Regions from separate parts of the Homo sapiens genome. Here region 2 is linked to region 1. A link is a loop called in an ENCODE intact Hi-C map of the cell type or tissue named here. Cell type or tissue: PC-9. All regions are shown on one strand. Each heading gives the region's core, and the rest is flanking DNA. Links, peaks and the distances in the headings are about the cores only.

What was found. Hi-C counts contacts between places; a loop is a spot of excess contacts. Peaks named below come from ENCODE experiments on the same cell type or tissue, not always from the same donor. Only the 100,000 strongest peaks of a DNase experiment are listed, where the experiment ranks them.
Region 2: it touches region 1 in a loop (5-fold over the local background); 3 of 110 quality-filtered maps call a loop at or near these places.

The regions. Positions count from the first base shown.
Region 1 is chr5:145,521,136-145,538,106 of GRCh38, reverse strand. It overlaps a transcript of PRELID2 not described here. Among named protein-coding and RNA genes, the nearest start is that of PRELID2, 310 kb to the left of the region's middle. In PC-9, for the core only: no CTCF peak of the experiment used is centred there; a DNase peak (open chromatin) is centred at 6,606; H3K27ac peaks cover 2,143 bases.
Region 2 is chr5:145,463,195-145,480,165 of GRCh38, reverse strand. LOC105378211 (a long non-coding RNA gene) reads right to left here. Exons shown (of 3, transcript XR_007058983.1): 2 at 1,113-1,165; 3 at 241-325. It also overlaps a transcript of PRELID2 not described here. Among named protein-coding and RNA genes, the nearest start is that of PRELID2, 360 kb to the left of the region's middle. RefSeq lists enhancers at 296-796, 7,935-8,483. In PC-9, for the core only: no CTCF peak of the experiment used is centred there; DNase peaks (open chromatin) are centred at 7,745 and 8,165; H3K27ac peaks cover 790 bases.

The DNA.
Region 1 (16,971 bases), core at 3,434-11,433:
TGAGGAAAAGACAGTCTTTTTAATAAATGGTGCTGGGAAAATTGGATATCCACATGCAGAAAATTGAGACTAGATGGTTACATCTCACCATATACAAAAATCAAATCAAAATGTATTAAAAACTTACATGTAAAACTGGAAACTATAAAATTCCTGGAAGAAAACATAGGGGAAATGCTCTGTGGTATTGGGCTGGGGAAGGATTTTAAAAATAAGACTTCAAAAACATAGACAACTAAGAAAAAATAGGCAAATGGGATTACATCAAACTAAAAAGGTTTTGCACAGCAAAGAAAACTATTAACAGAATTAAGAGACAACTTGCAGAATGGGAGAAAATATTTGCAAACTATACATCTAACTAGGGGTTGATCTCTAGAATGAATATATAATGAACTTAAACAACTCAACAGTAAAACAAAACAAAACAAAAAACAAATAGCCCAATTAAAAAAACAGGCAAAAGATTTTAATAGAATTTCCTCAAAACAAGACAACACAAATGACAAATAATATGGAAAAAGATGCTCAATATCACTAATCATCAGGGAAATGTAAGTCAGAACCACAAGATACTACCTAGTTCCTGTTGGAATGGCTACTATCAAAAAGACAGAAGAAAACAAGTGTTGCTGAGGATGTGGATAAAAGGGGAAACTTACATACTGTTTAGTGGGATTGTAAACTAGTATAGTTATGGAAGACATCGTGGAGGTTCCCGAAAATATCAAAAATAGAACTACCATATAACCAGCAATCCCATTACTGGGCATATATCTAAAGGAAAGGAAATCAGTATGTTCTTTGTTTTTCCATTTTATCACCTACTAGTCTATACAGCCCATATTTTTTGGTTCCCTTTCTTCATTTCTTCTCCCACAAGGTACTTGGGGTCCTTTGTGTTTCCACATTTATGCCTCTCTATTCCCCTAGGATCAAAATATATTATTGAGTGAAACATGCAGTTTACAAAATCATATGTATGCCCTTTTGGTAAGTAAAAACTATGCATAGAAAACGTTCTTTTACAAGACGGGATTCTAGTTGATTTAAAATTTTTAAACTTCTCTTTGTTTTATCAGTTTTCTAGTATGTAGATAATACTTGCTTATTTAATAATTTTTTAAAAATTAAAAACTTAAAATTTTTAAAATTCTCTCTTCCACAACAAAGTTCTTGTAACTTCTACTTTCTTCTGTTTAATTTAGACTTCCTGTGAATGTGCTCAGGACCCCTCCATGCACCTACACCCTTATGAAATATACACCAAAAGGACCTGAAAAAGACATACAAAGTATAACAAATTTTCTTTTATTCACTCTTTGAGTCACTTTATTAGGCCTTGAAAAAATACTATGTCCTTATTTTCACATGGGCCTTAAAACCAATATTTCATTACAGCCTCTAAGGGGCCAGGACTAAGTTAACTGCCTTGAACTACATGGAAGTATCCTGGCCCCTATGGACTCCGAGGGAGGGACATTGTATCTTTTCCTCTCTTCCCTTGTCTTTTAAAGATGCAAAACACGAACTCCAGCTTTCCCTCCACATAGGAAATAAATAAAAGAGTGCCTTAGAACATTTTGCAAGATCATGGAGAAATACAGACTTTTACCCAGTAGTGCAAGGTTGAGAGTTCTTGGCAGCTGCATTTTGAACTCGTTGTACAAAGTCCGTGAAATGATTTACTTCCCGTTGTATACAAATGAGCAAAATCACATACTTAATTTTAGATTCTTCAGCAGTGATATCATTTCTATTCTAGTTCTACTGCTCGTAATTTAAAATGGAGAAGGCTTATCTGCATTCATTTCTTAGATCATTGCTTTGGCACTTTCAAGATTTTATCCAACCATGACTTTTATAACCTTGTGGAAATTGCAGTGATAAAGCATGCATCAGCAATTTTCAAACCCATTTCTTTTTGTGAAGCCATCCCTCAGCCTCCCTTAACAGAGTAATGGAGAGAACCACAGGTCTTTTTTACTGTCTTCATTTTTAAAGAGCTTTGTTTTGGTCAATGAGATGTACACCGTGGAAACAAGTCCAACACAAACTTTGTAGTATTTTTTTCATTGCACTTCTAACTAACCTTGATTAGATGTAAGGCAAGGGGCTGCTCTGCCATTTTATCCCCTAAAATTGGTTTCAGAGGAATTGGTTGTAATGGAAATGTCAAATCATTTAAATATCAACCTTTAAATACCATACAGACATATGGATGTGAACATTACTTTGCCCATTCTTTGATTCTAGTATGTGACATGTCAGAACTAAAGGAAGAAGTGAAAAAGAGAAATAAACTATTGTTCTAGAATAAATGACTTAAAACACTTGGATATGGACATGATGAATGGATGAGGATGATTGGCTCATCTTTAGAGCAAGATCTTCTTTTCTCTGAAAGTTGGAGCCAAAACGGGATCTGCAGAACATAGGCAGCTATGAAATTATACACGTGCCTCATTGTTCCTTCCATCCCACTTCTTCTCATGCCCTAGAGGACTCATTTTCCTTGAAAGTAAGCAATTGTGAGTATAGGACTTTGCAAATGACTTCAGGAAACTTGCCTTTTGAAATATAATAATAATAAAAAATACTCCTTATCTTGGTGAGAGCAATAAAACCTACTGTTATGTGCCTAATATATAATATAGTAAATAAATATTGAATTGAATTGAATTCTGACTGCTGGGAAATGGACTAGGCCAGGAAGAAGTGGGCTCAAGTCTCACTGTGTTCTTAATTAGCTGTGTGATTCTAAGAAAATCACTTAAACTCGCTGGGCTACAGTATAATAGTGATAAAAATATCTATTTTGTGGGAGTCTAAGGACATAATCTCCAAAAATTCTCTGAAATTATAAGGTGGAAATGAAAAAGATGAAACAGTGCATAGAGAGCCATTTAAATGAGGAGCAAAGTGTAATTTTTAACAAGTTTAAGTATGATTTAATCAATTGCATCTAAAGGAGATACATAGGGGGAAAAGGCACATATGTCTGTATTACAAATATGGCTCCTGGGAGTCCTAAGCCTATGCAAGGTCTATAATTCTGTGGAATGGCAGAGATGAACTTGTTAAATTCTGCCTAGAAAAGAAATCTAATGTCAAGGGCTCTGTCAGACAAATAAGATCTTAGAAGAATATCAAATGTTAGTCTTAGATCAGCGAAATAGCAAAATACTGTTGAAATGACATTTGCTATAGGGAGAAAGTCATTTAAAGCCACCTCATACAATGAGCTGGCTCTAGTTACAGTCTGGAAGTATTTTGTCACCCAGCAGAGACTTTCTCTATATGTGAAATTATAGGTTGTTAGATGTTCAACCATTTCTGTGATACGTATCAGCTTGGTTTTCCCAACACTGTGAGCACAGAAAAAAAAGAAACCAACATTTAATAGGCAACTACCATGATAAGCCAGATAAATTGCATTTATTACGTTGTTTAATTTAGGTAGGTTGACTGAGTTAATTACTTGTCATTTTGTGAATGAGGAAAAAGGGACTCAGGCTTAGTAGTTTACTGGTGAGGAGGGAGCCAGGTTCAGTCTGCCTTACTCCACAGCCCATGCACTTTTTAGTTGCACCAGTTTTTTCTCAAAGTATGCTCTGTTGGAAAGTTCTGTGATCAAATAATTTGTGTAAATGGTGCATGCTGTAGCCCCTTTTTAGACATTTGCAATACCTATTAAAAGGTAAAAGGCTCAGCAAAGTGAAATAGTTAAGACTGTTAAAATATTTTTTACTTAGTTTTTTAAATTATCATAAAATACACATTTCCTGTGTTTCTCAAGAAACACAATAACACTCAAGAAACACTGTTGAAGAAAAGATACTTGTGCACCGTAGAACACAATATAAAAAATGCTTGCCTGTTCCTGTCTTGAGTGTAAGCTTGTTTAGTGAAGTCTTATCACCTGAGAGTAATTGTGGATGGGTCAAAGGACCTAAATAGGGACCACTTGTTTTCTAACTATATAACTTTGTTCATGACCATGAAATTTGCCATTTCCTTTTACTACAATAAAGACTTTTATCTATTAGAAGGGAAATAAAAATTGGAGTCCAAATTCCTATCTAATATAGAATCTCCTCAGTCATATAATCCACCAATTTCAACTTCTATCACTGATACTTCTGTGGCTGATAAGTTTACCAGCTGACAGCCTCTACAAGGCAATCTGAAAGATTTTTGTGCATCTAAGACATGTAAATGAAAAGAGAAACATCCAATCAGTTGGTCACCTGAATTCTTGCTTTGACTAGCAATAGGCTGCTCAGATACTGTCCAATATACAAATATTTGGAATCCTAACTACAGAATTTCAGGAGGCATGACTGACTGAATCTGTCACTATGTTATTGATAATATGTAACTTGAACAAACATATCAAAAAGAGGGAATACAGTATTTAAGAGGGAAATATATATGCTGGCTCTGCTTCCTGCAACTGGGAAAACTTAGATAAGTCACTAATCCCTGTAAGCTCCAGTCACACATGGGACTAACAATTGTGTGTTACTCTTAGAGCTATGGTGAGGAATAAATGAGATAATGCACACAAAACATTGAGCAAAGCATGTAATACCCAGTAAAGTGTCTATTTTTGGTCTGCTCAAAGAGAGTTATTCCACCTTGATTTTTAGTATTCAGAATACTAGAGAAAACAGCAACAATAACTTTGATATTTTCTTTCATGCTATCCCAATTATTATGTGGGGTTCTTTCATTTGAGTTCAAGATATTGAACCTAAATGTACGGTATAAAGTCTCCTTCTGTCTATACTGTTTTGGTGCTAGCATCGGGACTGAGAAATAGAACTCCCCATCAGCCCCAGATCTCCCCAAGTCATTAGGAACAGAGGAAAATAGGAGTGATGCCTTTTACATTGTCCCATTCCCACATTTTATACATGTCACTGGTGTATTGGCACTTAAGTTGGGGTGTTGTTGGAAATAGTGGTGATAAGGATAATAGTAATAACATATATTTAGTGTGAACCATGTGGTCAAGACCCATTCTAAGAGCCATTCTAACAGTACAGCTGTTATGAAAACCAGCATGGAGGTCTCTCAAACAATTAAATATAGAATTACCATATGACCTAGAAATCCCATTTCTGGGTGTTTATTCAGAAGAAATGAAATCAGTATGTTGAAGAGACATCTGCAATTCTATGTTTAATGCACCATTATTCAAAGTAGCCAAGATATGTAATCAACCCAAGTGTGCATCGACAGGTGAATGGATAAAGAAAATGTCATATATACACAATGGAATACTCTTCAGTCTATAAACAGAAGAAAATCCTGTCATTTGCAACAATATGGATTAACCCAGAGGAAATTATGCTTAGTGAAATGAGCCAGGCACAGAAAGACAAATACTACACGATCTCACTTGTATGTGGAATCTAAAAAAATTCAAACTTGTAGAAGCAGAGAGTAGAATAGTGGTTACCAGGGGCTGGGGGCAGGATGGGGAATGGGAAGAGATTGGTTAAATGGTAGAAAGTTTCAGTTAGACAGGAGGAATACATTCTGCAGATCTATTGTACAACAAGGTCACTATAGTTAAGTTTTTGTATACTTGACAGTCACTAAGAGCAGATTGTAAATGTTCTCATCACAGAAAATGATAAGGATGTGAGGTAATTGATTTGTTAATGAGCTTGATATAGTCATTCTACAACGTATATGTTTACTAAAGGATCACATTGTACACTCTAAATATGTACAATTTTTGTGTCAATTGTACCCAATAAAACTGGGGAGAAAAAAAGAAAAAAGAGTCTTACATCGATGATCTTATTTAATACTTTTCCAAGCCCTATGAGTAAGTATTGTTATTCATATCTCTATTTGGTGATGAAGAAGAGTTAATCACACACCTAATGAATGGTCTGGGTGGGATTAGAATACTTGTCCTTCTCACTTCAAAACTCATGCTTTTAACCACCGCATTAGAGACGTAAGGCAAGACAGAGAAGGAAAATGATGATGACGATGATAATGATAATCATGCCAACGGACATTTATTGAGCTGTTACTACAAGCCAGACATTATACTGCTTTGCATATATTTTGTCATCTAATTTCTACAACACTCCTGTGTGATAGTTTCTATTAGTATCACCATTTTACTTAGGAGCAAACCAACTTAAAGACACGAAATAACTTTCTCAAGTCTACATGGCTAGCAAGTGACAGAGCTAGGATTTGAATCAAGGTTCTTTGTGGATTAGCTATTTTTCTTAATAGTATAAATGATTTAATGGTAGAAACAGGACAGTAGATATTGGTTAGCAGGTTGGGGCAGGTATTTACACTTATTCTATGCCTAGATAAAATGTTTGTGGATCTAGGTCCTGATGATCCTTCTCTGCATGAGAGCAAGGAATCTGTACATTCAAACCCAGCAGAGAGGCCTTGCAGAGCCTGGGGAAATGGCCTTGCCGATGCACAGTCTGCAGAGGCTGCACATTTTAACGAGCAATGGGCCTTCCAGATTCCTTGTCTTTCCTGTTCTCCTGGCCTAAGCTGAGCGAGGAGTCCTGTGAGGTGAATCATACTTTCAGTGAAGGGTGAGACGATGGCCACTTGCCAAACAGTTTTCCAGCCTTTTCTTCAATTATCAAGGTTAGAGTTCTTAACTTTCACCCTTTGGAGGAAGTGCCTCAGCCACATGTGTCCAGCAAAACACAGCTTTTGACACTAGCCAGAAGTAAACAACAATTACCTCTCACTTGTCAAAACAGTCTCTTTTAGGGGAGAGAAAGTAATGAAATGGACAAGATTTTTTAGTCTGTGTCAGAACAGTCAAGGCCAGAGACACAGCATAACAACTCAAGGGGGGAATCAAGAGGTGTCCTTCCCCCACTTCCTCAATATACACAAGATCAGACAATGCACACGGGCTGCATGTATTGTATTATTGCCATGGAGGCATGCAACAAATGACTAGCATCCATATAGTGAGATAGATCAAAGAGCCCTCTCAGGGGTTGAATATATATATATATAGACTTTCAAACAACAGCAGAATTAAAGCCCAAGGCTTCACTTTTCTTTCAAAGAATTTACTTCCAATTAAAAAACAAAACCAAAATGAAAGAACTTTTGAACTATACCAGGACCTGGAGAGGACTTTGAAAAAGCTAAGACTTTCTACATATTTGCTCTCTCCTCTTCCCATTTTTTCTCCACTCAAGATGGAGTATTAGCGGCCTACTTACATGGCATGGTTCTAGTTCAGGATGTCTGTGCTTCTCCTTGGGCAATTATGACTATTACAGCTGCTCTCCTGCCCCCACCCACGACTAGCTTCCACTCAATTTTTACCTCCAGAAGGCTTTTTCTAAGTTAGTGATTGTGTTGTTGTTCACTAGCTCTCAATGCTTCAGTGACCTCTACTTCAGACAAGAAAAAGTCCTGATTTCTTAGCCTACTGTTTGGTACCATTGCCAACCGGTTCCTGCGTTCGTTACCAGAGTCTTGGCCTGTCTCTCCCTCCTTATTCTTTCTTCTCCATCTCAGCCACAAGAGTCTGGTTGCTGCTCTCCTTACTCATCATCGTCCTTCCTGTCTCTCTCTACTTGACCAATTTCCTTTGGACTAACTCCTCTTGACTTATTTTCTATTTGGTAAACTCCTACTCATTCTTCAAGGCCCAGGTTAAACAATGCCCCTGTGGAACTCCTCCTCTGATTCTCCAAGGTGTTATACTTTTCTCATGAGTTTGTAATGAATTATTTAAATGTGATCCCAATGTGACTGGGAGCATCATAAGGTCAAAAGTTGTATTTTTCTCACCGTGAGCAATCACTATCAACTGGCAATGAATGAAACAATTTTATGTTAATACTTGTTGAGTAAATTGAATGGCGTTCTCTATCTACTGTAAATGTATTCTGGAGAGGGCATTGGACTAGGAGTCAGTAGTCTTGAATTTTGAGTTACTCACTTGCTGTATGATCTGCGGCAAGCCCCGGCTTTCTCACCTGAAAAACAGGGATAATAGTACCCTCTTCTGAAAATCAGAGGAAAAATAGATGTGAAGTTATCTGAGACATAAAGCAATATTCTAGTGCAAATGATCTGCTTTCAGTAAAGCAGATCATTGTATAAAGCACTTGCTCTGGTCACAATATGAGCAGGAAGAAGATTGAAATAAATGGTCATCTCAGGCATTTTGATTATTACATAAAACGTGCTAATAGTTTAATCAAGACAGCACTAAGTAGGTAGGGATCAGACATTTCTCAGATATACTAACATAGACTTCAGGGCTTATGCTCAAATATCTCGTCAGAGAGTCGTTTAGTGAACACCCAATCTAAAGCAGACACATATTTTGTATCTTAACATTATTTTGCTTTTTTTTGTTGTTTGTGTGTGTTTACTGTTTGTATCTGTCACTACAATGTCAGCCTTATTAGAATAGGAACATTGTCTTGTTCACAGCTGTTTCCTAGTGCTTGGAACAGTGTGAGACATAGTAGGCACTCAGTCAATATTCCTTAAATAAATGAATTGTCATTCTCTGAGGACAAGTGACAGTATTGTTAAATTTCACACACAATCACGATTCTCAAGATAATTCAAATGGGATAATGTACATTAAAGTACTTTATAAACCATGAAGTTGTAATAACAGATTCATAATTGTGGCCCATTGAAAAATCCTGGTCTGATTGTTCTCATGCCGTCTTAACAACCCAAGAAAAATGAGAAAGACTGAGTTAGTTGTCTGTTTAGTGTTTGCTCATGTGTTCTCATTTCTTTGGAATTAGAGAAAGACTTTAGAACTAGTTTAAATGCTTTGACAAATTCAGTATGATTGCCTTTGGTTAGCACAGAGCGGTAATTAAGTCTGCAATTATATGTTCAGATTTTCATATTTTTCTTGTATGTGCATTTTGACAGTAATTGAACAAGGCAGTATTTGCAATATCCATTCTGAAACTGTTTCACAATATTTCATTATATGCCAAATTAATTTGTTAAACTCAAGTAGCAAATGAAAACTTCAGCATTGATCCAATTAATCCAACTGTGGGACCTTACTGCTAATATGCCCTAGCAGGGAAAACGGAGGGAGATGTTGGGTAAAATGTCTAGAAAGATTAGGGATATAGTTGGGGAATGGAGGAGAGCCTGATAGTAAGCTTTATTTTTTATTCTTCTAAGTTACTCTTTTTTCCCATTAAACATCATTTGCTTCCTTGAGAATCAGCACAGTGGGAAGTTGAATAAACATTGATGAGGTATGCATCTGATTTTTGAAAAGACCTGGGGAAATTTAATTTTCCCTTTTGGTCTCTCTTGTGTGTGAGTGAGAGTGACTTACTCTCTCTCTCTCTCTCTCTCTCTCTGTGTGTGTGTGTGTGTGTGTGTGTGTGTGTGTGTGTAGTTTAGAATGAAGTGAAACGGCCCAAAGCAGAATGGCATTTTGATTGTCTATGGCTCTTTTATTTGTCAAGTATACCAGTATGCCTTACAAAAAGTAAGTGAATTAGAATCCCTTTCACTGTGATAAAAACTTGAGATGAGAGGTATGGAAATTCTCAGTGGAATATAAAATCCCTTTGCATGTATGTGCTCTCTCTCTCTCGTGAGCTGATGATAGGAAAAGAAACCTGCTCTCTGTTGGGTGAACAGCTCCTTTATAAAGTTGGGCCTGTCTGCCAGCTTCCGTCATTATAGATTTATTTATTCGTTTAAGCATTTAGTCATTCAACAAATAGTTACTGAGTATCTATAGTGAGCCTAGGACTGTGATAAGTACTGAGGATACTACGAAGAGCAAAATCAAATCCAGTTTTCATCTCAAAGAGGTTAAAATCTAGTGGAGCAGCATATGACAATCACATAGCTCTCCAGATGTATACTGAAACTACAACTCAGGTAAATGCTATGAGGTGTTGAGCTATCTATGAGCTTAAAAATAGAACATTTGACCTTAACAATGAGGTCTAAGAAGTCTTTCCTGAGAAAGTGATGCTTGCATTGAGATTAGGGTGGAGGAGCTGAAGGGTTAGCGTGTTGAATGAGGGTGAGTAGGTGATAGGTGGTCGCTGGGAGATGGGACATAATATGCAAAGGTTCTGAAATGAGAGTAATTATGGTTAAAGCAGATGATGGTAATGGGACAACAGGGCAAGAAGAAGCTGGAGAGATTGGAAGGAAATGATACGTGGCAGCCTTATAGATAATAAAGTTAACACTTTCGGGGTGCTTATTTTGTTCTAGTCACTCTTCTAAGTGTTACCATATTAACTCATTTAATTATTATGAAATCCCATGAGGTATGTAAAATTATAAATTGCATTTTACTCACTAGGAATCAGAGGCATAGCGAAGTTAAACAACTTGCTGAAGGTGAGTGGTAGAGTTTTGGAAGTAGTGGAGTCAGGATTTGCACTGTTTTGCTCTACAGTAAAAGCTCTTAATACAATATTACCCTTGAGGGCAAAGCACAAACTTTCTGGCTGTCTCTCTCTGGATTTGTATAATGACAATGTATAGAAATTCAGAATTTCAGAGGCTTTAAAAACTTCAAGAAATTGCTTGAAAAATTCTGCATGTGCAATAAGTAAGATTATTTTGTTTTTTAAAACCTTTTTATTTTGAGATAACTGTAGATTTATATGCAATTATAAGAAATGATACACAGAGATCCTATGTATGCTTAACCCAGGTTCCCTGACTGGTAACCTCTTGCATAAATTTAGTATAATATCACAATCAGGAAATTGATGTTGGTATAATCCACCAACCTTATCCAAATTTCATAAGTTTTATATGTATTGATGTGTATATTTGCATATTTATGTGTATGTATATATGTGTGAATTTAGTTTTATATGATTTTATCATGTGTGGGTTTATATAACCACCATCATAATGAAGATAATAGAACAGTTTCATCAGAAGGATTGCTGGTGCCACCCTTTTATAGACACAGCCATTTCCTTCCCCCACCAATACCTATCTAGATTATTTTTAAGGCAAACAACTTATATGTTATTCCATCATTGTTTGTCATATAAATCTAATCTAATTCTCTCATTATCGTAGCCCTGGCTGCACCATCTGGTGAGTATTCTTTTTCATCCTTGACATTGTTCAGTATTAAATGGTTAACTTAATGTATAAAGAGTGACTAATGAACAAGATACCTCAGTTGGCTTTTGATGAACTATTACTATATAAAAATTGCACTGCAAATAAATGGGTAAAGACTTCTCCCAAAGAGAAAATCTTATTTTTCAAAAAACAGAAGTCATCTTTCCTGCTCCTGCCTTTACTGCTATGTACTCATTACACTCTACATAGCCTCTCAGGCTCTGATCACGCCTTCTGGAGTCATTGCAATGCTGAATACTACTTGCTGTTTTTATCATTGGTATTGTTATTAGCCTGACATGTCTCCCATGATCTAGTTTTTCCATCCTCTAGAACACTTCCCACGGAGAAGCCAGAGTGATCATTATAAAAATAAAATCTAGACATCTAATTTTCCTGCTTGAAATTCCTCAGTGGCTTCCCATGACTTTCCAGACCAAGTCCCATCTTAGCCTGCCATACTGGGCTCTTCATGGCCTGGCCCAGCTTGCTCTCCAGCCTCTCCATGTACAAATATAGGAAGCAGCTTGCCATCTTTTTCCCCTGGGCCATTGTGTATACATTCCAGACCCCGATGACACCTCCTCTGGAAAGACCTCCCTAATTGCCCTTCACTACAGGTTTTGTGTCCCTTCATTATGCTCTCTTGACAGTGTTACAGAGTAGTTAAGAGGTTGGGTTCTGAAATCAGGTTGCTCTAGACTTAAATCCCATCTCTGCTACTTAGCACACGTGTGACCTTGGATGAGTCCCATCACCTGAGTTTTGGTTTCTACGTTTGTAATAATAAGGACTTTGTCATGTTGTAAAGATTGAAGAAAAGAACACATGTAAAAGCATCATGGCTGGCACAGAGCAGAGCTCAGTTAATGACTGGCTTTTATAGCTATGATGGTGCTCTGGGCTTCCCTGCGGCATAGCACTAGCTGCACCATCTTGTGAGCAACTTACTCGTAAGGCCTGTGCTTTAGTGCTTTGACTCCCAGCCCCTTGCACAGTGTGGGTGCTTAGAAGTACATGAATGAAAGAAGTAGACCCAGAAAGAAAAGAAAATGGATCAGGTTTCCAGTTGCTGCAGAGTCTGCTTTTTTTCGGAGTTTGGCCTTCATTGTTTGGCCTCAAGTCAGTTTTTAGAATGTCAGATATATCCACCTTTAAATGCAAGCCCCAGATTTATTCCAAACCCCAGTATAAATGGTTATTGGTTTCTCGCAGTTGTTGATGTGTGTTTTTTTGAAAAACATTCACATGCTTGTTCTTCGATCATTGAGAGTAAACCGAATCCTCTGAGTCTGAACAAAAACTTAATTTTTGCCTGAGGAGAGAAGCACTGGGTTTAAAAGACAGAGAGAAAGCCAAAAAGAAAAAGAACCCAAAAACTGTCTCATGGTAACTGCTGATCATATTTGGAGACTGTGCAATCAAGTCCAAGAACAAGAAAGTTTGTAGTGGGCTTTCCCTGTTGCATCTGTAGAGGCGAAGTGAAGAGATGAGGTGAATCAACCACCAAAGACTTCAGGTGAGAAAAACCCTCAACTCCATATTATTTAGAAATTTAAAAAGGCGATATCATTAAGGACTTTAAATTTTGTCCCATTCTTGGAGAACAAGGGTGTGTGTGTATACATATATCAGATTCTCCTAGAGATTTCTTTCACCCCAATTTACCTGCAAATTGCAAGGAGAAACTTTGCAAAGGGGATCCATCATGGTGAAGAAAGGAGCTGTGAGATTGGCCTAATTTAGTCTGAGTTCTATTTCTGCCTGTCACTCACTGTCTGATGTTGGGCAAATCACTTAACCTTCTGAGTCTTGGTTTCCTCATTTGTAATGTGAACATATTGAAATAATACAACCTGACTGTGAAGGTTGAATGAGATAACACAGCCCAATGGCATAGAATAAATGTTCAGTGACTAATCTCATTAGTGTTTGTATTAATATTAGTATTGATATTAGCATTAGGATTGGTTCTGGTTACTTTTAAAGTGAAGAGAGGAAAATATAATTAGCTAACTTGCGTCAAACTCTTCCTATGTAACAGAGGCCGTGGTAGGGGTCCGATGTGCACTATGACACTTAGTCTCACAGTAAACCCGTGAGATAGGTATTATTTCTGTTTTGTAGAGGAGGAAACTGAGGCTCACAGCCACCTTGTTCCACAGCCGTCCAGAAGGAGAATTGCTGCTCAAATCCTATGACTGTAACCCAGAATGGTTGGTTGGTTCCGAGTTATTCCAGGTAACTTGGATTGGAGCTTTTTCTGAGGGGACCTAGTTTTGTGGGTTTATGCACTTTCCATTGCATTGAATGAAGTCACTGGGACATCAAACACATCAGCTTATCAAACACATCAGCTTTTGAGCTTCCACGTTAGCAAGGGACAAACTTACAGAATTACCACATGGAGAACAAAACCACGTTTTCCCTCTTTGCTCTGCTTCTGGATCCAAGGCTTCTCTGAGTTACTAATGGTTTCTACTGTTTCTCAAATCTCGAGTTAGTTTCACTCTTTAGCTTAATTAGGGGAGAGTTTACCTTCATCTAGGGCCATCCTCTTGAGGCCTCTCTGTACCCGGGAAATGGCCAAATCCTAGCGCTCTGGCTGGAGTGCCCAGAGGCCACGCACGGATTCTTGTTCTGGGATCTGCACTCCATACTAATGAGAAGGGATGGCTGCTCTGCAGAGATGGGCTGAAAGCAAGTGGCAGAATCTCTTGGGGCCAACCCATGACCCATTCCTGTGAATGCCACTTTGAGACTGCGACTCTGCCCAGTCCCTAATACACAAATGGTGGGTGAGGGAGCCAGCCAGGGAGGATCATCTCGGCTGGCACAGAGTGGTGTGCTTCAAAGGGCTCTGCTATTAGAGAGACTTCTGAGAGGAGCTGACCTGGGATTTCAGCCTATTTTGCAGTGGCTCCTTGACCCCTGAAAAACAAAAAAATCCTTTGAGAAGCAGCACAGATTTCTAAAGACGTTAGCAGAATAAGAAAGAAATGTGAAATTCTCCTTCTAGGCATATACACCAGAAAAACTTTTGTTTTTCAAACAAAAGTGGTCATCTGCATGTGCAAACTAGTACAAGGATGTTTGTTGCTACATTATTTATAATAAAGAAAAGTTTAAAGTAATTTATCATATGCCTAAATATAAGATAACTAAAAATATACAGTGACACCTCCTATGAGTTGAATATTTGTGTTCTCCCAAAATTGGTATGAGGAAGCCCTAACTTCCCAGTGTTGCTAATACTGGGAGTGTTTGGAGAGAGGGCCTTTATGGAAATACTTAAGGTTAAAGGAGACCATAGCAGCGGACCCTGATAGAGCTTGCTTTCCTTCCCCTCCCCAACCCAACCCCTGCACAGAAAGTAGGGGCCACAGAGAGATGGTGGCCACCTACCAGCTAAGAAGAGACCTCAGAATAAAACCTGCCATGCCTACACTTTGATCTTCCCAAACTTCAGAAGGATTGTGAGAAATAAATTTTTGTTGTTTAAGTCTTCCAGTGTGTGGTATTTGTTACAGTGGCCTGAGCTAATACTCTCCCCTTCCTTTTTAAAATGAGAAGATCAAAAAATGGTTTGGGGCCAAATTGAATATATGAACTTTGTTAGGGATGTGAAAAGTCAACTGTTTATTTAAAATGTTAGCGATACCTATTTAAAATTACATGTTGTACAAAATAATAACTTAGAAGTGTTTTTTCCTCCGATTGCATCTGTTAGATGATGATTTGACTTACGTTTCTCCCATGTGCCTTTGACATCATGTTTCTCATCTAAAAAGAACCACTTTCTGAGTCATATAAATCGTATCCCAGGGCACGTGATACTCAGTAGTTTACAAATCAGTCTATAACACTTTGTCTAGAAATTTTACCCCAACTACAAGGATCCATGTCTTAATATTAAGATGGCTGACTTATTCATTTGTCTTGCTATATATTTGCTCTCCACAACCTGACCAATTACTGTATTGTTTTAAGGTGATCTTTAAAGGGTTTATACATAATGGCACACAACACTTGCAATTACTTATAAGTGATTACCTAGTCTATATTAATTTCCTTCCTTCCTTCTTTCTTTTCTCTCCTCTTGTTTTTCTTCTCCTTCTTCTTTTTCTCTTCCTCCTCCTTCTTCTTCTCCTACTCCTCCTCCCCCTCTCATCCTCCTCCTCTTCTTCCTTCTCTTCCTCCTCCTCCTCCTCCTCCTTTTTCTTCCAAAGATAACATTGCTTCAAGTTATTTCTGGTAATGTATCTTCCCCAGCAATGTCGTGTGGTTTGAAATAAAGTAAATGCAAGATTGCACTGTAATATGAAAGTCTTTGTGAAGTCTAGTGTATGGGTACTTCTTTATCTGAGTGATAATTTTGGGGGCAATGTTGCATCATGTTCTGGCATACACGCCATCATTTGGGAAAAGAAAAAGAAAGTATATTCATATAATGAAATACTATACAGAAGTGAAAACATGAACTCTTCTCTGTCTCTCTGTGCCTCTCTCATTTTCTCTCTCTCTGTCTCTCTGTCTCTCTTTCTCTCTCTCTCTCTCGTGTGTGTGTGTGTGTGTGTCTCTGTATCTATAGATAGATACACAGTGATAACCAATAAAACACATTGCAGAAGCTACATGTAGTATGACATTTATGCAAATAAAATACCTAAAATAATATAATACAGCTGCTGTTTGATGTATTTATATGCATGTAAAAATGCAAAAGGGACTGGATAGATATAGTTCAAATAAATGGTCTTGAAGAAAGGAGAGATGAAGAGACTAGGAATTGGGACAAAGAAATTTTATCTTAATTTGTAATGTTTTATTTCATTTATTTAAAGAAAAACTTGAAGCAAATATGACAACATTTTAATAGTTTTATCTTTTGATGGGAGGTACATGTTTTAGTCTATTTTTTGTTATATTTTTAAAATTTCTCAACAAATGAATGAATTAAAGAAATGAAAAGCAGCACGGCAATTTTCTTTCACTGGTAGAGAAACAGGCTGTATTAGAAGGAACATAAATTGAATGATGTTAAAATTTTTTCTAGCAGGGCAACTTTCTATGGTCAAATACAAGTTGGAACTGGTGCTTTCTATCTATATGGTAAATTAAGACTGTGTTTATCACCAACCAGGTTTCAGAGAGAGGAGGATTGATCTGGTGTTGGCATTGGGGAAGTAAAGTAGTATTCTTTGAACTTTGAGCCAAGAGGATACCTGGCTGTGACTAGTTTCTCTGCCCTACACAGTGCGTGGGTCTGCTCCAGGCTGCATTTCTTGCCATAGACAGCTACCTGTTCCCTGAAGAACAAAGATAGGGATTATGAGGCAGATCTGGCAACCTTGGTCCTTGAATGTATCCATTCCAGATATACCTTATATATATGTATAATATATATATGTGTGTGTGTGTAATGTATACAGTATACACAGTGATTTTAAAAACGACTCATTTAAAAATGGGAATATTTTACAACCACACTGGATCCCCATGTTGTACATGGCAGGAATTGATTGCAGCTAATTGGAGTCTGCTCCAGTTTTCCACAGAGCCCCTTCTACAATCAGCTTCATTCAAGCATTAACAGGCCCCTGCAGGAATTTGAGCATGCTGCCCCATGTAGAGTAACCATGTGACAGGCAATAGCTAAGACTCTGGGATAGATGGTGCCAATCTTTCACAGAAATGCTGGCAAAGCTTATACGGGGAAGTTCATTTTAGCTCCCCACTGTGCCTCATTATAAATAAATGGTCGGAACATTTAAATATGCCACAAAAGAATGACTAGGATCTCAGCAACTGGCAATTCTTCTTTCTCTCCAGCCTGAG
Region 2 (16,971 bases), core at 3,702-11,701, 58 kb after region 1:
ATATTTATATTTACTAATGGCAATTGTTCTGACAAACTGGGTAAATTGAGCAACTTAGGAATTTATGCTTCAAAAATAGAAGTTCTGGAATTCCTAGTGAGCAAGCTAATGCTTGAGTCATTAACATGCCATTGATTTTATAGTTAAAAAGCTGGAAAGGAAATATAGTGAGTGTTTTAAATGTTGTGATAGTTGTTTATCTTGATACTTAAATCACAAGTCTTTTGATTGTAGATATCCATTAGCTATGAAACATGCTCCTGTGGATTTTTCAAAGGATCCTCTTTCAGTTCTCTGGGGTTATCTTACCCCCCTTTTTTGTCATCTATGAGGAAGAAAATGACAATGAACCATTCTTGCCATGTAGTGGCTAAGGAAAGGATCATAAGTTTCAGAAAATTGGAAGACCAGAAATTTGAATACAGGACAAAATTTCTGTTTCTGGAAGGCAAAAGACCTGAGTTTCTGGGGAACTATGAGAGATTAACTTAACCATAATTATTCAACATTAGTCCAATACATATTTACTGAGCACTTACTGTGCACCAGGCGCAGTGCTCAGGATGCAGTAATGAACAAGAAAACACTGTGTCTGAACTCAGGGTACTTAAGGCAGACAATTAAGTGAATGGTAATAACACAATGTGAGGAATGTGATGACAGGAAGCTGTGAGCACACATACACAGGGGCCGTAAGTTCAGGGACTGTCTTCCTGATGAGTGATGTATGCTGGGCTCTGCAGGATGAACAGGAGGTAGGAGTGTTCCAGGCCATGGAAACAACGTGTGCAATGGCCAGGAAATTAGAAAGAGTATGGTGTGTGTTGTCAAGCAAATGGGCTCGCTGCCTGATGCACACAGAAGCCAATAACTATGGCACCAACTTTTGAGAAAAGAAAGCTTTCTTTCAGCAAAGAGACAGAAGCAGGCTCAAATCTGTCTCTCTGATTTGGGATCTGGGGCAAGTTTTAAGGGATCAGAGAGCAAGGGAAAGGATTTAGGAACGTTGGTTTGGCAGGGTCTGATTGGAGGGCTTCAGATTTGAGCATTTACAGTAAAGTATGTTGAGGCAGATTTTAGCCTTGGATCTTCCTGGCCAATGGAGTCCTTACTTCTTAAAGAGTTCTGATGTTCAGGTTCTGGTCAAGTCTCAATCTTCTTGATTCTGAAGGCAGAGGGGAAGAATTGTGACTTCTGGGTATTGTTAGAGGTCAAAGCTTTTTCTATTGCACATGCCCAGGCTATACAACTTGCAGTTTTTGGCTCTGTTATGGCTAAAAGGCAACCTGATATTTTGTTATCAACAGAGTAGATCCAGTTTGGGCTGGTCCCACAGTTACACATGTTCCAGCCACCAAAAGACAGCGTGGGTAAAATAGTTATCGAATAAAACCTAACATGAGCTACAAATGTGAGTCATACAAGTAAACATAACATTTATAATTCTAAACTTTATAGCAGTCACATTAAAAAAGTAAGAGGAGGCAGATAAAATTAATTTCAATAATATGTTTTATTCAGCCACAAATGTCCCAGAAACTATCATTTCAATGTGTAATCAGTATAAAATATTAAGAAGACACTTTATATTTTTTTTCTTTTTCTTTATTTTTTGGAGACGGGGTCTTGCTCTGTTGCCCAGGCTGGAGAGTAATGGCGTGATCTTGGCTCACTGCAACCTCTGCCTCCTTGGTTCAAGCGATTCTCCTGCCTCAGGAGGATCCCCCAGTAGCTGGGATTACAGGTGCGCACCACCATGCCCGGCTAATCTTTTGTACTTTTAGTAGAGACGGGGTTTCACCATGTTGGCCAGGCTGGTATTGAACTCCTGGCCTCATGATCTGCCCGCTTCTGCCTCCCAAAGTGCTGGGATTACAGGTGTGAGCCACTGCACCTGACCTATATTATTTTTTTCATACTAAGTCTTTGAAGTTCTGTGTGTTTTTCACGTGAGCACAGCTCTATTTGAACTAGCCACATCCAAGTGTCCAAAGTCAAATGGCTACTACCCTGGACAATACAGGGCCTAGACAGTAGAACAAGGGCTCGAGTGGTGAGAGATGGAAATGAACAAGTAGAAAGGAACCAAATCTTGAAATTTATTTATTTATTTGTAACCCATTTAATTAGACAAAGTGGTCTTTAAGGTTCTTCTAGCCCTAAAATTCAGTGAACCACTAGCCTATCTTAATGTAGGAGTGGTAAGAAATAGCCCAAACTGACTGTTCTCACCTTAACATCTCAAATTTCTCTTCCTCCCCACTTCCCCCTTTCCCTCCTATTCCTCTTCCTCCTCTTTTCCTTCCCTTTCTCCTCCTCCTTCTCTTTCTTATTCTTTTTATTCTTTTGACTAAAAAGGTATTTATACATGCCACTGACCCAGGAATGCCACAATGCATATACTTGCACTCACATAAAATTTTATTTAAAGCTAATTTCTCTTGGTTCATTTTGTAGGGCTTCCATTTGACAGTATTTATAGTAGAATTTTATATAGTAGATTTTACCTTCTGGTGATAGCACTTTCAGTTTTCTTTGGGAACTGTGATTCATTCCTCCATTTTAAGTCAATGTTGTCCAGGTGTGGCTAGCCATGCTCCAAGTCCAGGGAGAGGTGTGTCTTAGGCCTATGCATGCATTCTTGGCCATAGCGATTGGTTCACTGATGGGCCTGTTGCATAAATCATATGAATCAGGGCCAAACAGAGCTCATTTGGGGAATTTTTCTTGAGCTATTGGGATATAAGTATATACTATTCTTTCTGTTGGTAAAATTATTCATAGGATAGGATAGGATGTGGACTGCAGTGGATGGCCGCCATCTTGTCTCTATGAGGAGAGACCTTGCTTGAGAATGAGCAAACACAGAGAAATGTAGAGCAGTGAGATGGGAGAAGCAGAGCTTTGAGAAAAAGCCTTTTGTGCTCCTGGATCCAGCTGTACCTGAAGTGCAAAGATCCAATCTTGGTCTTTCCAGTTTTATAAATCTCTGTATCCTCTCTCTCTCTTATTCGGATAAAGCCTCTTTGAGTTGGAGGTAGATCTGGAGTTTCTACCACTTGCCATGAAAAGATTACTGGATAAATCTTCAATAAGATTATTGTCAACTGAAACAGTTTACAGAATGGGCTCCAGAATTATATTATAGAAAAACATCATTGAATACAAATTCTAATGCCTGAAAAATATGTTTTTTCTATGAGCTACTATTAATTATTAACGAATTAAGGCATTTGCTCATTTTATTCAATGTTTATTACAAATATATGATTTATCAGGCACTGTGTTCTGCCTTATGTGTTATATTGTGTCAATTATTTTCCTGATTGTTTTTCTCATTCCTCTGTGCGCTTTTGGGGACAGAATACTCCTGCCCAACACCACATAAAAAGGAGAATTTATAAATAAAAATAGAAGCAAGATCTATGCATGTGAAAGGTGTTTCATTCTTTTTTAAAATTGCAAGTCTCATACTCTTTGAGAAGGAACAATTAATAAATTTTTATTTTTTTAAGATGGAGTTTTTTCTTTTCACTCTTGTTGCCCAGGCTGGAGTGCAGTGGCGCAATCTCGGCTCACTGTAACCTCCACCTCCGGGGTTCAGGCGATTCTCCTGCCTCAGCCTCCCAAGTAGCTAGGATTATAGGTGCATGCCACCACACCTAGCTAATTTTTGTATGTTTAGTAGAGATAGAGTTTCACCCTGTTGGCCAGGCTGGTCTTGAACTCCTGGACTTAGGTGATCCACCAGCCTTGGCCTCCCAAAGTGCTGGAATTACAGGCGTGAGCCACCACTCCTGGCCTGGAACAATTAATTCTTTCAAATTTATCTTCTTCTACTTTACGCATGTCACATAATTTTCTGCATATTTTTCTAACTATAATTTTGGAGAACTTTAGAATTGATTGTCTCCCAAAATTGTGACTAGAATAAATGGGCAGTTCAAAAATAAATCCACATCTAGACCTTACCCCCAGTGCATCAGAATCACTTGGGATGATTATTTGAAATGAAAATTCCTGGGCTCCTTTTGTTCAGAGATACTAAATTGGAGTCTTTTTGGTAGAGTCCTTAATTTATATTTTAACCAGATGCTTTAGAGAATCACATGCACAGTTAAGTTTTAGAATTACTTGGTTGCTTAGGAAAACAATCCATAAGCATTGCAGGATAGAGTGAGAACATGGACTGGCTTTGAGACTTAGACCATTAGCATTTAAATATTATTTATCTACTTTAGTCCACCTGACAACAAATAATTATTTTTAATGATTATAAACATTTCACATGGGAAAATATTTTATAAATATTATTCACCTATTAACGTATGAACAGAATTTTATTAGTCACAGGTAAATACTATAGATCATAGAGACTATTTATTAAATTTAATTATAGCATGTGAACTCTGTCTAATGAGAGATTAGCTGACCAATATTAACTTAAGCTGGAAAAGCTGGGCTAATACTATTCTTTTCAAACAAGAAATAAATCTTGTTCCTAAACTCTATTCTTACATATTTTATACAAACTCTTAAAACATCTTGGTCAACTTTTTTTACATTAGCCTGTGCTGTGAGTTTTGACATTTATTTTAAATTTTGTATTTCCTTGCAAAAATGGTTGGTACAATGCATTCATGTAGTAAGAACTGCGTTTGAGAATGAGATCTTGCAAAATAGAAATAGCCACCTGAAATTGAGATTTGGAAAGGGGACTGAAAGAGAAGCTCAGATCACAGTGGATGTTTAGGCTGCTTATTTTTTCAGTTTCATAAGCTAAGTGGAAGTCTTATCATGCCCACAATATTTTCTGGGCCCTGGTAACATTCCCACATAGTTTATACTTGGATAAAATATTAAAACCAAATAAAGCAACTGGGAAGAGTTTCTATTTCAAGGAATGTTAGATCACTTGAATGTTGGCCTCTAATTCTGGCTAGCTAACTTACTTTTATTAAGTTCATTCATTCATTCCTTCATTCATTCAACAAGTGTTCGTAAAGTGCCTGCAATATGCCAGCCACTCTACTAAGCATTTGAGATGGAATAACATGCACATACCCTGTCCTCATGTGTCTTATCATCTGGTGATTCTACTTATCTGTGTGTCTTGTCCTATGTGGAGGAACCCAGAGAATAGTCTTTCATAATTTTCAGAAGAACTTTATTTTAGTTTCCATAAATAACAGACCTATTGGCTTAGTAAATAGTTCATTTAATATGCATGGTGATATCTCCTTTTATACACTAAATCCTGCCCATCTCAGTCCAGTGTACCCCATGAGGAATAAATGAGTTAATCTATTGATTATCACCACTAGACTATTTTTTTGTCAATGATCCTGCCACAGATAGAGTACAAGATGATTGTACTTTTTACTAAGTTACTACTACAATCTGTAGCATGCACATCCCAACTTACTTCTTTAGAAAGAAGTGTAACATTCACACTGACCCCCCGAATAACTATATAATCAGGAAATCTGTCTTGAGGGGCCAGCTGTGACTTGAACCCATTTGTTGGGTTCTATCAGCCAATGTAGCAATTATGATCAGGACTGCTTAGGAGGATAATTGGACCAGGCCAAACAGGTGTGAGTAATTGCCTGCCACTCCAGAGCATGGGTTCTGAAGGTATGAGTGCTAACACAGAACTCTTCAATGATTTGCAGGGCTGCCAAATGACTGTCATCATGGCTAACCAAGGCCTGATAAATCTCCCTTAATCCCCAGATTTCTATGTAATAATATTTCCATGGAAAAGAAGATTCAGTTTCAGGGATCAGTGCCTGGGAGAGTTCTCTTTGTCTTTTCTAGTTTTATAAAATGATTATGGCAAGAGATAATTGGTGGTAATGTTGAGGCCATGAGAACACTGTAAGGAGTTGCATGTAACGAATGTTTTAATAAAATAATACAAAACTGATCACGTCTACATTCTACATTGTTCTTTCTGGATCCTCTGATCTTGGGAGATAGATTTATTCAGCCATTTATTGTTGTTACTTATTAGTATTCTCACAGGTATTGGAATCACATCCTGCCCATGTGGGCGTAACACTCTGGATTGAGTACTTTTCTTTGCTATCAACATTGGGTTGAAGTTGATATTGGTTTTTCCTTTAGTGGAGCCAAAAACACTTTTCTTCACTGTTCTTGCATCTGTTACTAACTAAGGCGGCTTCCACAGATTTAACTGTAACTTAGCTCCTGGTAATTGCAATAGCATCAGCAAAATTAACATAAGTATGCTCACTGAATATTTTACACTATGTAAACTGTTGTTGTATATATTTTTATATTCGATCTTTGAAGCCATCCCAAGGGGTGATTGTTATGAAACTTATTTTACAGATAAGAAAATTAAGGCTCATCTGAAGACTTAAGGTCACATGACTTGGAAGATTTTGACCTAAATTCAGAACTAGTTCCTCTTAATTTAAGATCCTGTTCCTTTCCCGTGGCACTGAATGCCATTCACAGAGATGGCTGCTGTGTCATGTGCCCTCCAAATTTTACTCTGCACTGTCTTTGAAGATATATAATAATAAAGATAGTAAAATGCAAGAGTAATAGTAATAATAATAGCATAATTTGGTGTTAACAGTGTTGCTCTAACCTTAATAAGTGATTTAAATTCTCTCTAAGATTCACTCTACACATCTGTGAAAACAGTAAGCATCTCTTAATATTGTGAGGATTAATGACATCATCCGTATAATAATAAGATGATGATGATGATAACTACTGCTTTGGAATCCTATGTGTTTACTAAATCCTAGCTATTTTATATGTATTAGCTATAAGCCTTGCAATAATGTTGTAAAATATGCATTTTAATTCCCAGCTTATAAATGGGGAAATAAAGACTGGAAAATGTATGTGATTTGCTCAACATCAAACAGTCATCAAGAGCCTGTGTTAACATCTGGCGTGGATCCAAAACCCATGTTCTTTACCGTGGTAAGTTGTTGCAAAGCATTCTTTGAAAAAGATGGAAGCCTTCTTCACTCAAAATTGATTAATTTCTTCAAACACTTGACCTCCCATGAATACCAAGTCCATGTTATACTCATGGTATATTTTAGTGTACTTAAGGTACACACAGTAAAAGAAATTTAAATTTCACAATTTAGCACAGATAGTTGGTTGCTGTGAATGAAAATGTTTCTTTTTGTGCGAATGAGTTTATATGTGTTATCCTAGGTTCCTTAAAAAAAGGTAGGTCAGATTCCAAAGAAACTGTGTTCTAGAAAATAATAGTTTAATGAAAATCTAGGTTGTGGCCCACAGAATTGTGACTCTATACTTATCAGACCAGAGAATGATGATTCAGGCTTATAACTAAAGATCCTTGAGTGTTTTTGAGGGATTTACACCTGGGTTCTTATATCGTGTCTCCTCTGTAAATCTAGCAGGAAGACAAGGAAATTGTTCTGTACCATTTCACCACTGAGGAAACTGAGTCTAGAGGAGTTACATTTTCTGCTGAAGATCACATAACTAGGGGAACTTGTTTCTACCTCCAGACAATTTTCTGCTGTGACCCTAAGGTAGTAGGCATAAAGGGCTGGGGGCTATTCCTCAAGCTAATTTGTGGATAAAGATTTATTTTTCTTCTAGGCCTTAGGATTATAATGGGAAAGCTTTCTCCTCCTGTATTCATCTTTAATGTAATTAGTATAAACTGTGAGTCAGAAGGCTGGGTTTCAGTCCTGCTCTGTCACATACCAACTGATAAACTAGGTCACTTAACCTATCTGGGGCTGTGTTTCCTCTTGTGAAAAATGAAGATAATAGTGCTTATCATTCTTGTCCTATGGGGCTGTGGAGAGCATCTAACCAGAGACTGTAGGTGGTAAGAAAGTGGTCTCAGCATTCAAGTCCTGGACAAGCTCTAGCCACCCAGCATAACCTCTTCTTTCTTAATCATACCATAATTTTCTTTTGAAGAATTGCTTATCTTCTGTTATGTGTGATCTTGGAGGGGCTGTGAATCAGGGTCTTTCTGCCTTCCTACTACAGTCGTCAAAAATGTTCTGGAGGCCATTGCAAGCTTCTCCCTCCACACCCCTCCTCACCCTCTGGCATAGTCACAGGGCAAACACTGGATCTAAGCCAATCAGATGGGCTCTTTCTTCTGGAACTGAATCCTCAGCAGAATGACAAAGAAAGACTAAACAATGATGACTCAAATGAATTGATCCTTTGATTCCACATCAGCTCCTTCATGAGACTGGGAAGCAGTTCCTTTACCTTCTTTGTTGTCCCATTGTGGAGCTGGCTCCTCCAGCTCTCCCAGCAATTCTATGGGAATCATTCTCCAGTGATTTCTCTTTTTGGATGGCCTAAGTTGGATTATGTTGATTGCAATCACAGAATTGTATTACATATGTCAGTTTTTAACGTATTTCCTTAACCTTAAAATGCCACAAATTTAATATGCATCATTAAGTTTTTCAGGGAAAAAGGAAGAAGCAGTCACACTATATTCAATATATACACCGATAGGCAAGAGGCATACTGGTTTGAGAAATGTGAAACATGAGAAGTAGAATGTAAAAAAAAAAATGTGTGTGTTAGAATTGAGGAATTATGGTACCCATATTATCATTATTAATAAATTATATTAGAATAGTAGTTATGACAACTGAGTATTTTATGTACCTAGAACCCACAAGGAGTCAGGGAAGTAGGCCAAAGGACAAAGGAGTTGATTCTAAAATTCTCTTGATTGCTTCTCTGAGAACTTCTCAATTTATTCCCCTTTTGGTATAAGAAATATCTGGTTTTGACTGCCAGCTAATTTCCAGAAGTTGAAGGCAGTTATGGTTTATTGTGAGTGGGAGGTTTGTAAGAAAATAGCAGTGCAGCAGTAAGGAGAAGCTCTCTGAAGTTGTTCTGAATGTACAGCTAATGGGCAGTTATCTATGAGAGAGATTTTTATAGCTTCCTCCATATAGCTGGTGAAAAGTTAGCCTGGATGTTGGGGGAGGAGCCTGTCAATTTGGCTTCTTATCAAACTCAACTTTGTTAAGCAGTTAATTCTAAGGTGTTTTATCCACTTATTACTAAGGCATGTAAGTCTGAGCTGGCAGCCTTGATTAATAGATTAATGATCACTGCTCCCTACAATGTAATTGTCATTGTGTCCCTAGAAGAACTACAAATATACCTCCGGGGTTAGGATTAGGTGAGGGTGACTGTCAAGCAGCCATAGAAGGTGTGAGGATTTGGGACTGTTTAAATGAAGACAAAGACATGCCCTCAAGAAGCAATTTTCCAAGCTGCTGTTTTGACTTGACAGTGGCAGATACTTCATTGGAAGATGTTGTGAAAATGAAATGCAGCAGGATCAAGAGGAGAGGGTCTATTAGTCACTCAAAACTGACTTGTGCAGATCTTGCAATTCCATTTGTATTTCTGTCTCCCTATCTGTAAAGCAAGAGAAATTATTCATAATTTGACTGTCATTCATATCATGCTAAGTGATTTAGGGCTGCATCTTCACATGACCCAGCTTATAACAGATGGGCTGTAGATTTAATGAGGTGGTGTATCCCTGCTCTATCATTTCCCAGCTCCATAAGCAAGGGCAGTTATGCAACTCTTTATGTCTCATTTCCTCATGTGGAAAATGAAAATAGTAATAACCCATCTCATCATCATTTTGTTATAAAAATTACCTAACTAGTGTCTGACAGGCTTAGCAGGTTACAGAGTAAGTATTCGGTAAATGTTAGCTACGATTACTTAGTAGATGGGCCTGAAGATATTTGTCGATGGGTGCAATGTAGATGTTTTATGATTCCTGTTAGCATGAGTTTGAAAAACTACAGCCCTGAGTCAAATCTAGCCTGTCACATGTTTTTGTAGAGAAAGTCTTATTGGACCACAGCCATGCTCTCTTGTTTATATATTGTCTATGGCTTCTTTTTTGCTACAGAAGGAGAGTCAAGTAGTTAAGACAGAGATCCTAAAATATTTACTATCTGGCCCTTTAGACGAAAAGTCAGCCAATCTCTGGGGATCATCAAGAAAACAGACAACTGTCCCACCCTTCGTGTGATTTACGTTTAGTAATAGATTGGATGTGTTATAGTTTACTTAACTTTTCCCCTTCGGGTGATTAATAGACATTTAGCAGGTTTTCATTATTTTCATTCACAAATAATTCCACAATAAATGACATAATATATATGTGAATATATCTGTAGGATAGATTCCTACATGTGAAACACTTAGGGGAATTATTTGGGACACCTCAGCTGATGTCTTGCAGATTTACTGATGGGACATTGTGAAATTTCTCAATACCAAAGATGTCAGAACTAAGTACAGAATTAAGCTGTCAGTTCTAATTCCCTATAACAGAGTTTATCAGTAATTAGCTTCTTTGATCGAGCCAGAGGTTGCAGTCCCTAAAGAGAAAAACACAGCACTGAATCTCAAGAAATTGACTACTTGTCAGATGAAGTTAACTATCAAGATTCCTACCCATCACAAGTAATCTTACAGCTGGTCATTGCTTCCATCTATCAGTTCGGTGTCGCTGCCTTTTTGCTTTGGAATAGATTGTGTGGATAGAGTCATCAAGCTTAATGGAAGTTTCCATCTGGATCATGGCATCTGTTAACCTTAAAAAGGCTTATGAACTCTGAGTAAGGGAGCAGTTACATTATTCTTTCATATAAGGTGATATTATTCCTAAGGCCACTCCTTTGTGAAACATGCCTCAATCAGAAGATCTGATGGTAGAAACAAACATTTTATCCATAGGTAAAGGACCCTTCTGTTTTTTACTTTTGACACGCCTCAAATTGTTGCACCTGCAAAGACATGGCTCAGGATTTACTACTAGTATACAAAATTATGATATATTGGTTAGTAGATTGTGGAGATTAGCTGACTATATCTAGATAGTATTTTAAGATAACAAAATGTTATATTGAATCAGGGCACCTAAAATGCAAAAGTCTAAGGGGCGAAGGAGATAATGTTAATGGTGAACTTGAAAGCTTGTTTTTCATTTGAAGAGAGGGGCTGCTACTTAGTCCCAGCCAATTGCTGCCACACCTTACTTTTCTAAAAGAAGGTGGACATACACTTCTGTAGGTAAAACTGTCCCAAGATTTAGAAGTCTGCAACTAAAAATAAATTAACTTAAAAATAAAATAAGGACTTCATGTCTAAAACACCAGAAGCAATGACAACAAAAGCCAAAATTGACAAATGGGATCTAATTAAACTAAAGAGCTTCTGCACAGCAAAAGAAACTACCATCAGAGTGAGCAGGCAACCTACAGAATGGGAGAAAATTTTTGCAATCTACTCATCTGACAAAGGGCTAATATCCAGAATCTACAAAGAACTCAAACAAATTTACAAGAAACAAACAAACAACCCCATCAAGTGGGCAAAGGATATGAACAGCCACTTCTCAAAAGAAGATATTTATGCAGCCAACAGACACATGAAAAAATGCTCATCATCACTGGCCATCAGAGAAATGCAAATCAAAACCACAGTGAGATGCCATCTCACACCAGTTAGAATGGCGATCATTAAAAAGTCAGGAAACAGCAGGTGCTGTAGAGGATGTGGAGAAATAGGAAACACTTTTACACTATAGGTGGGACTGTAAATTAGATCAACCATTGTGGAAAACAGTGTGGCGATTCCTCAAGGATCTAGAACTAGAAATACCATTTGACCCAGCCATCCAATTACTGGGTATATACCCAAAGGATTATAAATCATGCTGCTATAAAGACACATGCACACGTATGTTTATTGAGGCACTATTCACAATAGCAAAGACTTGGAACCAAGCCAAATGTCCAACAATGACAGACTGGATTAAGAAAATGTGGCACATATATACCATGGAATACTATGCAGCCATAAAAAGTGATGAGTTCATGTCCTTTGTAGGGACATGGATGAAGCTGGAAACCACCATTCTCAGCAAACTATCGCCAGGACAAAAAACCAAACACCACATGTTCTCACTCATAGGTGGGAATTGAACAATGAGAACACTTGGACACAGGAAGGGGAACATCACACACTGGGGCCTGTTGTGGGGTTGGGAGAGCGGGGAGGGATAGCATTAGGAGATATACCTAATGTAAATGACGAGTTAATGACTGCAGCACACCAACATGGCACATGTATACATATATAACAAACCTGCACATTGTGCACATGTGCCCTAGAACTTAAAGTATAATAAAAAAATATATATATAAAAAACAAAACAAAATGAAACAAAGTAAATAAATTAACTTTAAAATAAACTTGAAAATAAATAACTTAAAAATAAAAAAGCATATATGGCATGACAGTTGAAATATATCTGCTAGTTTGATACCACCTGTAAGCCAAAAAAAAAAAAATCTGTAAAGTCAGGCGGTAGAATGATTGAGAATAGAAATGGCTCAGGATGAGATGCTCACAATTAAGGCCATGAATTGCTAGGAATTCCCCTTAAGAAACAGTGCTTTGTCATCAGACTTATCTACCAGCAGGGTAACTTCTGTTTCCTTCTTGAGGACTAAATGATAAAATGTATGTAAAGTACTTTGCACGGTCTCTGATACGTGGTAGATACTAAATATATATTAGCTAATGTAACATAAAATGTAAAATGGACCTACATTTTATTTTAAAAATATGAAATATACTTTAGGTCTAGAATCCTTTCATTCTTTTTTTTAGGATTAGCATATATGTAGACTTGGAATGGTTTGTCATATCCCTATTTCCTGGAGAGCCACTATGAAATCCTTCAGTGTTGTCGTTTTATGACTGGACTTGTGAAGGGCCCAGAAAACTCTGTGTGGTGTATCAGGTGCCAGAGCACTGGGAATTCCATGATGCAGATGGAGGCTTCCAGTGCTGGTGGGCTAGAGTTGTGTTCTGTCCCTAAGGACAAATACTCTTGGTTATAACAGTGATTCTCCAGATTTTTATAAGTTATGGATTGTCATGATAACCACTGGGATAGTGGACTGAACCAGAAGGACTGTGAAGTATGTTTTAATGTGGAAAGGGTCTTCCTGGGTTTTACAAACTTCTGGGAAGATACTCCTGGGAGATGCTCGTGGGCATTATAATATCATCAAAGGGTCATTGGAGACCTTTCAAATTTACTAGTGACCCTGGTTGAGACTAATGAGAATGTTGATCTAGTGCTGGTAACATATATTTCTTTAGATTTGGTACTAGATTAATTTTTCATTTTTATGGACAGGTGAATTCAGGGTGGGTGGTAGGTGTGAGGTTGTAATGGTAGAGGCATAAATGCTTGTTCTAGGTTGAGTGTGGCTTGCTAAATGGGAGTGGGTTGGGGTTAAGAAGGCCTGGGCGGCCCTGAAATAAGTATTGGACTTCATTATTTTAGTGGCCTGCTTAGACAGAAAACTATCATTTCCTGGAAAAAGCCCTATATCTGTTTGTTACCAAAATGTTTGTCCCAGCTTGTCAAGGGACAATGTGTTCTTGGATTTTCTACTCAGTGGTTTAATTACCAGCCAATATCAAAATAAAATGGAAATTTTACATTCTTACTTAGTGGATAAACTATTTATCTATTGCCTTGTCCAAGCATTTTACATAGTTATAGATAGATATATGATATGTAGGTAAATAGATAGACATACAAAAACATACATTATATATCATGTAATATATATTCTAATTTGACTTTAATTACCAGCACATAATTTAAATTCATGTTAGTTTGATCACTATTTCCAAGTAGTAAACTAAATGCATAATTGTTCATTTAAATTGTCACAAAGCCACCTGTTTTTCAAGACCTTTTATTACTCATAATGAAAAATGGTATTAATTATTATCATTTGTATCAAGATATTAATCTTGCCAAATTGGTATGCTTATGTTTGTATTCATACTTTTGGTTTCTATAGTAAAGTGAATTTCCTATGGAGAGTATCTTTTTAGATGTTCTTATCTGTTTTTCTCATTCATTTTATTAATCATTGCCAACTGTTAAACTGTTCAGCTTCCAAGGACTTTTTTTTTCTTCCATGTCTTTAATGACTAACTTATTTGGAACAGCAGCAGAAAGAAAAATCTCTGAGGCAGAATCTGCTCACACACATTCTGACACGTCTCAGCTCAGGGAAAATTTCCAAAGGATAATTATAGATGTCACTAAAGCTGAATTCATGATGGTCAGATTGTCAGAAATCTTATTTATAAATGCTATCATAATAATGGAGGGGAATATATCTTACTTTGGAAAAGGAAAAGTTTGAAACCTTCAAGGCTGCCTGGGTTTGCCTGCATCTCTGGCTCTGGGATCTAGTTTTGTGTTAGAATCACCTGTGGAGCTTTTGAATGCTAAAATTTAATTCAGCCACTAACAAAAGTTTTCTCGGACAATATTTACTATTATACTAACTAGCACAGCACTCACTCACTGTTTGGCACTGTTCTATCCACTTTAGATCTATCATTAACTCATAGAGTTCTTCCAACAAGTCTATGAGGTAGTCACGATTAGGACGGTTATTTTACCAATGAAGAAATGGAGACATGGAAAAGTTAAGTAGCTTGCCCCGGGGTCACATCAGTAGTAAGGGTAGAGTCGGAGTTAACCCAGGCAGCTTAATTCCTGAGTTAATGCTTTCAATTACTGTATCTTCCTACTGCTCATCTTCACCATGACTATGACCAGAGAGAAAGATCTGGGTTTATTAGGATAATATCACACAATGGAATTCATTGCCTGGTTCTCAACTCTTACGCATTTAATTTGAATACCTTATTTGTATCATTATTGACTTTTGGATATAGTGACTGATTACTCTCTAATGAGCACACACATAAAAATTTGTCTCTAGTCTGGACTAACTAAATCAGAATCTTTGATGGGTGGGGCCTGAGTATCTGTGGTTTAAGCAGCTTCTTTGCTGATTCTGATGTGCATGCTGCTAGCCATCTAATATCAGAAGGTGGAAAACTACACTATTAATTTCAATATAAAGTAGACTGAGACCAGGACTCTAGGAGGCCATGAAAAGTACTATGGGGGAACAGGTGGAAGGCATTAATTCTGAGAAGCACATACAGTGACATATTTATATATACTATTATTACAATAGCTTTCCCAATTCTAACCCGTTCTGATCAATAGGACAACATACATTACAAGAGGATTTTGGGCAGAATTTTACATTTTTGAGGGACTTTACTTTAGGCTCTTTGGTCCAGAGGGCAAAGTCAGGTACCCCAGTCCCCCCTGTTGGCCTATGTCAAATATTAAAAATATTAAATCCATGGATTTCATATATCAGATAGGAAACCATACCTTCTGTACCTCTTCTAATACACATGCTGATTCATAGAGAGGCTTTAATTACCTCAAAGAAGATGCCAACCAATTGCCAATTTGATACATCAATTGGCAGTGTTTAATAAAATAAATGAGAAAAACAGATAAGTAACATCTAAAAATATATTCCATACATCTTTCACATGTCCAAATACATCCATATATCTCTGTCTTAAAGAGATGACATATTAAAAGGTCTGTAGAAGGTGAATACACAGTATTAAGAACCATTTGCTAACTATCCCCTATGAGAAATGAGTTTCATTCAAATTCCCTCCTACAGGATAAACCTGCAGATATTTGAAGACAGACTTCTTGCCTTTTTCTTAGGCATATATTTCTGTTTCCTGGTGTTGAGAAATATTTAAACATTAAGCTTGTCAAGGCCTAATCTTGTGGTATCAGAGTCCTAATATCAATAATTAACTTTCTATTGTCATAACAAAATTGGCACTAAGAGAGGTATATAGTTGTTCCACCTTTCCCTTATTCTAATATTATTTCCTCAGTGAGCCAGGGCCTTAAATAACTATACATTTGCATAAGGGATGCTCGATTGCTGCATTAGCTCTTAGGCTTTTCTCAACTCTATCTGGAAGCATCATGCTTGGGGTAATTAAAGAACCTCTTTAATTCAGCATGTGTTTTAGAAGACGTACAGAAGGGGCATGGTTTCCTATCTGATATATGAGACCTGTGGATTTAATATCTTTAATATGTGACACAGGCCTTTGGAGGTCATTGGGGTACTTGACTTTGCCCTCTTTGGACCACAGAGCCTAAAGTAAAGCCCCTCAAAAAGGTAGAATTCTACCCATAATCCTCTTGTAATGTATGTTGTCCTGTTGATCAGAACAAGTTAGAATTTGGGAAGCTGTTGTAATATTAATGTGTATAAAAGCTTTGGTAACTTTTATCTCTGAATCAGGCTTAGAGTATTACGTCATCACTGGACTTCCATACATATTAAGTTACTGCCATGTGGCAGTAGTGTTCTCTTAACTGGACTCTGTTTTCTTTTGGTTTATCTTTGGTCTCTGTGGGATCTTTACTGCTAAGATGTAGAGCCTTAATGCTGGCAATACCTTCAGGCCCCTGTAGGCTTCTGGCTGCATTCTGTTTGCTATTGTCTCTATGACAGTTTCATGCCCAGAATGGGTCACCAGTAGACAGTGATTTTCATTTGTCCAGGACCCATATCAGAGTCCTTCCCGTTATGAAGTTGCATAGGGGAACACAATGGTCATAATATGATTAGGTATAGTTAATGTGACTACTTGCTCAATGCAAATTAATTACAAAGTTAAACTGAAAACTATGCAAAAGATATAGAATTCTATAAAATTAATTAAAAATGAAAGTGGAGAACTTCTCCCATCACATGGTAAACTATTGTAAAAGGATTAGACAGGACCATATCAATTAAAACTAAAGACACTAAAAAAAAAAAAAAAAACTTCAAATAGGATGCTTTGAGTTAAAAAATGATTAGGAGACATCCTTTTGAAACTTAAAAAAGATTAAAAATGTTTTGCAAAGATTTATAATTGTGAAGAAAGGTTAGACCAAAATGAAGGATTTTCTATAGCAGGTCATAAAATTAT